Linked DNA regions of Homo sapiens: region 1 is linked to region 2. The links are chromatin loops, found by intact Hi-C in ENCODE. Cell type or tissue: Caco-2. All regions are shown on one strand. Links, peaks and the distances in the headings refer to the core of each region. The heading gives the core; the rest is flanking DNA. Region 1 has its middle 50 kb from the start of POU2AF1. Region 2 overlaps FDX1 (ferredoxin 1).

What was found. Peaks named below come from ENCODE experiments on the same cell type or tissue, not always from the same donor. Only the 100,000 strongest peaks of a DNase experiment are listed, where the experiment ranks them.
Region 1: it touches region 2 in a loop (5-fold over the local background); 5 of 110 quality-filtered maps call a loop at or near these places.

The regions. Positions count from the first base shown.
Region 1 is chr11:111,427,790-111,430,713 of GRCh38, forward strand. It overlaps a transcript of BTG4 not described here. Among named protein-coding and RNA genes, the nearest start is that of POU2AF1, 50 kb to the left of the region's middle. In Caco-2, for the core only: a CTCF peak has its summit at 1,411 (motif pointing left); a DNase peak (open chromatin) is centred at 1,432.
Region 2 is chr11:110,446,914-110,449,837 of GRCh38, forward strand. All of the region lies in intron 2 of FDX1 (ferredoxin 1), which reads left to right. Among named protein-coding and RNA genes, the nearest start is that of FDX1, 18 kb to the left of the region's middle. In Caco-2, for the core only: a CTCF peak has its summit at 1,198 (motif pointing right); no DNase peak of the experiment used is centred there.

The DNA.
Region 1 (2,924 bases), core at 222-2,721, 980 kb after region 2:
CAAGCAGCTGACTTCCCTGACTTTCTGCACAGGCATTTGCTACCTGAGCCTTCCTGGGTTGACTTCATAGAATATGACAATAGAGTGACAGAGGCGTCACATCACAAGGCACAGGCTTTTGGTTCCCCCCACCCCGAACATTAGACTGAGGACACATACAGCTCTGTGGGGAGGCAGCCCAAGGCGGTGGCATTCTCCCTTCCTGCTTGCCGACAAGCCCCCGGCAAGCAGCTGTGACAAAGCAAGGATGAAGTTATAGGGAGGAGGATTTGACTAATGGCCGTATTTTCCTCGCCAAGAGCTAGGATAAATGGTCCAAAAAGTGCATAGGTAAGTATGGAGACGTCAGGACAGAAAATTTCTGAGTTAGGCCTGTCCTGAAATATCTGGGATTTGGTAGAGTATAGAATGGAAATACTGGTCTTCTAGACTGTGAGATGACAAGGATTATCACAAAGATGGAAGGGGAAGAGGAAGAAGATGAAGGAACTGAGTTCCCTTTTAAGACCCTACACCCTTCTCTATGATGACGTCACAAAGAAAAGTCCCCCAATTCAGTCCCTCCAGATTTCTTCAAACCCCACTGTATTGTTTCTGCTGCTTTTCCTTGCATCTCTGTCCTGCAATCCTCAGCAAGCCCTGCTGACCTACAGAGTTGTGCAGAGCCTCCAGTCAGGGACCTCTTCCTTTTGCCAATGCCTGGGGACTATGGCATTGGGCCACACAGTCATCTCCCCAGGGGAGCAGACTGACAGCGGACCTGGGGAGAAAAACAATCAGGTATCAACAGGTTCTTCCTGATCCAAATTAAATTCTAGCCCAGGGGACCTGAGCCCTAGGACACAAAGCTCAATGTTAGGTCCTATCTCTGAACTTCTCTACGCAGAGTTACTCAGCCCCTGACTATCTGCTGTTTGGAGCCATTCAGGGGAAGTGGGGGTGCAGGCATTCATTCCACTCCCACTCCTGGAACAGGCTACCAGGGTCTACCAGTGTGAGAGGCAGGAATTTCTGCAAGGCTCTTCAGCTTCATGGCTGCCTCAGGTTCGTGGTAACCAGGAATACAGTGTGAGGGTCTCATTAGCTCCAGGAAAAGGAAGGCCAGTGATAGACCGCTAGCTAAATAATTAAGCGAATGTGCAATCACCCGTAATATTTACAGACCACTCACTATGTATGTTCCAAACATCGTTCTGAGCTCTCCCCATTCACGAATTTGTCCCATCCTCACAACTTACTTTTCTTAAATTGAGGTAAAAATCTATATGACTTAAAATTTGCCATTTTAGCCATTTTAAAGTGTACAAGTGAGTGACTTCCAGGATAGTTCCAATGTTGTGCAACCATCACCACTATCTAATTCCGGGACATTTCAAAATACCCAGTACCCAAGAAACAGTTACTCACAAAAACCTACTTTTGAGGGAGGCGCCCCCTACTGACAAAGCTTAACATCACGCTCTCTCGGTAGAAAGGAGACATCTTGAGAGACCAGTCAGTATTGCAGGGCAGGTCCCAAAAGATGAACTCGGAACTGAGAGGCAATAAATGGGTAACTGGCACGTTACTCAAATTTTACACATGAGGAAATGGAACAAGGGAGGTTAAGCAGCCTGCTCAAGGTCACGTAGCAACTGATGAAATCAGGCTGATTCCAAAATGAGACAGACATTTGTACCTAGAAGGTAAAGGTAAAAGCCAAGAAGAAAGATGCTTTGTATCTTCTCAGGCATAAACAGGGGTTTATAATTGGTAAACAGATAAGGTATCCCTGGACTTGTTGAGCAGATCTAAAACTAATAGGAAAAGGGACATTTCTGGAGCTTTGAATCAGATAGTTTTAGGAAATTCAGTGAAGAATACAAAAAGGTAGTAAACTCCCAAAACTCATTAGCTATAAGAGAAACGGGGCCACACAATTAGGCCAAGAAGTTCTGTAGCAACTGCTAAGCATTTGTTGAGCAAAGCACACTCCTAGACAAAATGGAGAACGTAAAGGGGCAACTCCCCCACTTCAATTCTTCTGCTGCTGATCCCACCTGCTTTCTCATATCTTCCAAGGTTATACACTTTCTTCAAGTCCTGCTGTACATCCCACCATCCTTAACACTCCAGAGGCTTTCCTGAGTCTGTGTTATTGTTGTTGGTGTTTTTTGTTTTGTTTTTCCCTTGTCTTAGTGTACTTAAATCCTATCTCTTCTGATTAGTACAGGCCTCAGTGAGCTCTTTCTGCTGAACACAGCAAGCACATCATAATAGTAAACGCTTATGGTGCATTGTCATGTGTTGTTAACCCAAAATATCGGAGATAGGTCACAGTCAATTCAGAAAGTTTATTTTGCCAAGGTTAAGAAACAACCATGATACAGCCTCAGGAAGTCCTGACGACACGTGCCCAAGGTTGCCAGGGTACAGCTTGCTTTTATACATTTTAGAGAGACATGAGACATCAATTGATATATGTAAGCTGTACATTGGTTTGGTCCAGTAAGGTGGGACAACTCAAAAGTGGAGCCTACCAGGTTAGAAGTAGATAAAAGACAAAAGGTTGCATTCTTTTGAATCCTTGACTAGCCTTCCACTGAATACACAATTTAGTTTGGCTTAGTGAATCTGCATTTTTATGTAAACACTAGGGCAGAGGAAGTAATCAGATATGCATTTGTCTCAGGCAAGCCTCAGAGGGATGACTGAATTCTGTCTGTCCTTTGTCCACAAGCAATTTCCTTGTAGGCAAATTGTAAGGAGGGTAAGTATCTTCTTACCTTTTAGCTACCTTATTTAGGAATAAAATGGGAGGTAGGTTAGCCTGACCACACGGACACCATTACCATCTTGACTTTTCCCTTGGCTTAGGGATTTGGGGGGTCCCAAGATTTATTTTCCTGTGTCAAACAATTGTTAGCATATGACTTCATTTTGTC
Region 2 (2,924 bases), core at 238-2,737:
CGCCTGTAATCCCTGCACTTTGGGAGGCCTAGGTGGGCAGATCACAAGGTCACGAGTTTGAGACCAGCCTGGGCAACATGGTGAAAACCCGTCTCTACTAAAAATACAAAAATTAGCCAGGTGTGGTGGCGTGCACCTGTAATTTCAGCTACTTGGGGAGGCCAAGGCAGGAGAATTGCTTTAACCCAGGAGTCAGAGGTTGCAGTGAGCTGAGATTGCACCATTGCACTCCAGCCTGGGTTACAGACTAAGACTCCATCTTGGAAAAAAAAAAAAAAAACCGAGATGGGCGGATCACGAGGTCAAGAGATTGAGACCATCCTGGCCAACATAATGAAACCCCGTCTCTACTAAAAATACAAAAAAAAAAAAAAAAAAAAAAAAAAAAAACCCAGCTGGGCATGGTGGTGCATGCCTGTAATCCCAGCTACTTGGGAGGCTGAGGCAGGAGAATTCCTCGAACCAGGGAGTCGGAGGTTGCAGTGAGCCGAGATTGCACCACTGTACTCCAGTCTGGCAGCAAAGTGAGACTCCTTCAAACAAACAAACAAAAAACCATGAGTGTCTTCCTTTGCACATAGGATAAAATCTGTATTCCCAGCCGTAAAAGGCTCTGCATTATCTGGCCCCATCTGCCACTCTTCCTCTTTTTTGTTTTTTTCTCATTGTTCTTTGTCTCACTTTGGTGATACTGGCCTTTTCTCAAGAGCTTGAACTCACCCAAAATTCCTACCTTTGAGACTTTGTATATACTTTACCCTCTCCCTGAGACACATCCCTCTCTCTCCCATCCCCAAAATTTAGCTTTTCATCTATCAAATCTCAATTTATGTACTTCCTTAGCGAGGCTTTGCCCAGCCACCCAGTCCAAAGTAGTGGTTCTCTTGTTACCCTGAACCCATTATTCTCTTTCTCAGCATCTTGTTCACTTGTTTTATAGTATTTGTCACAGTTTAGTAATTATGTATTTCTTGTGTATCTTTCCCAATAGACTGCGATGAGGGATAAAGTCATTCCTGTTTAATTCCTCATTGTATACGAAATGAAGTAATAAGTGAACACATGAATAAAAAGGGACAGTCATAAATTTTGGAAACAGTTCAAACTTATAAACATTCTCATTGCCAACTTTTATATTAATATAGATCTTTTGGATGATGCAGGTACCTGTTTTCAGAGTGTATCATAATATTCTGTCACTAGGGGGCAGTTACACACCTGAGATTCAACTTACCTAGTTTACTCTCAAGACATTTTTTTCTTCAATATTACCTGTTTTCTTCATGTGTCTGTTTTGAGGGAAATTATACAAATTGGAAGATCCTGATTGTGTTTGTATAAGTTTATTTGTATTCCCCTCATGCTTGAGTCCCTATTGATATAATGTATTTCTGACTATGCTAGATCAATCTTTAATCTAGAAAATTAGATTTTATATTTACACATAATTTCCATTTCTAATATATAATATTCCCACACAGCCATCCTCTAGATTTTTGTTTGGGAAAGGGGTTAGGTGTCGGGGCAGGCAATTGTATTGTCAGCATCGTAGTAGATAATACAAAATGATCTTAATATGAGATGCACACACACAAAATGTCTTTTCCCGTTGGCAAACACTCAAGTTACATGAAAGGAAAGGAGCAGAGCAGTCTGCAGAGATCTGACTTTCTCTAGGAATTAATTTCACAGCTACAACTTCTGAGGATTTGCCCAAGTACTTACTATCATTATTCCTGTTTTAAAAAAACAAAACTTGGTTCATGAGTTCACCAACCTTGAAATTAGTAAGCATGCTTTACTATTCTTCATGTCATTTTATATGCATATATTTGAAATTGTGCAGATTAACAGTATTGAGATTCTTACTCTAGCAAAATCAGAAGCATTGCAGAAACCAAAACTGTTGTCAGGAATCCTGTAATTTTAAGCTGGCAGGCTGTGTGAGTTGTAAATTTTACATTTGTTACTGCAGCTAAAGATGGACCATTTTAGCTAATAAACAAATCCCTGCCATCCTTTGTCAGCACCATGTGAACCATGCTGTTTATAGACATCTGAATATCTGTATGATTTTCTTGACTATGGTGATGATATTTTAAACTGTGGTTATAATTTAAAATCATTTTTAAAGCCTGTATCAGTTTCAGCCAAGCATTAAGTGCTAATACTGAAAAATGTATCTGAAAATGAGTTATTTTGGAATAGAGGTTAGATATAACAAAATGTTAGGAAGAAAGCCAAAAACCTGTCATGATACATACTACTGTTAATTTAGGAGAAAGCACTCTGAATTGTTAGCCAGTATGTAAACAAAATCAAAGCAGTACTAAAATGTATATACTTTTAAGTTCATGAAAATTGTTGTATAACCAAGCCAGGATGGTGGCTAAAATGCTAGCACCAGGGGCTAATATCAGTGTTGCTGTAAGGTGTTCCTAAATCAGGTTATTATCTGTGCTAAGGCATGAAGTATGTTATTATTATTAATTTTAATTGACAGATCATAATTGTATTTATGGGGTAGGTACAGTGTGATGTTTTGATACATGTATACAATGTGGAATGATTAACTTAAGCTAATAAACATATCCTTCACCTCACTTATTTTTTGTGATGAGACATCTGAAATTTACTGTTAGTAACTTTTGAAATACACAATACATTATTATTAACTGCAGTCACCATGCTGTTGCTATAGATTTTTTAAAATTAATTTTTTATAATATTTTGAGACAGAGTCTTACTCTGTCACTCAGGCTGGAGTGCAGTGGCATGATGTTGGCTCACTGCAGCCTCCACCTCCTGGGTTGAAGTGATTCTTGTGTCTCAGCCTTCCTAATAGCTGGGATTATAGGTGAGCACCACCACACCCAGCTAATTTTTGTATTTTTAGTAAAGATGGGGTTTCACCATGTTGGCCA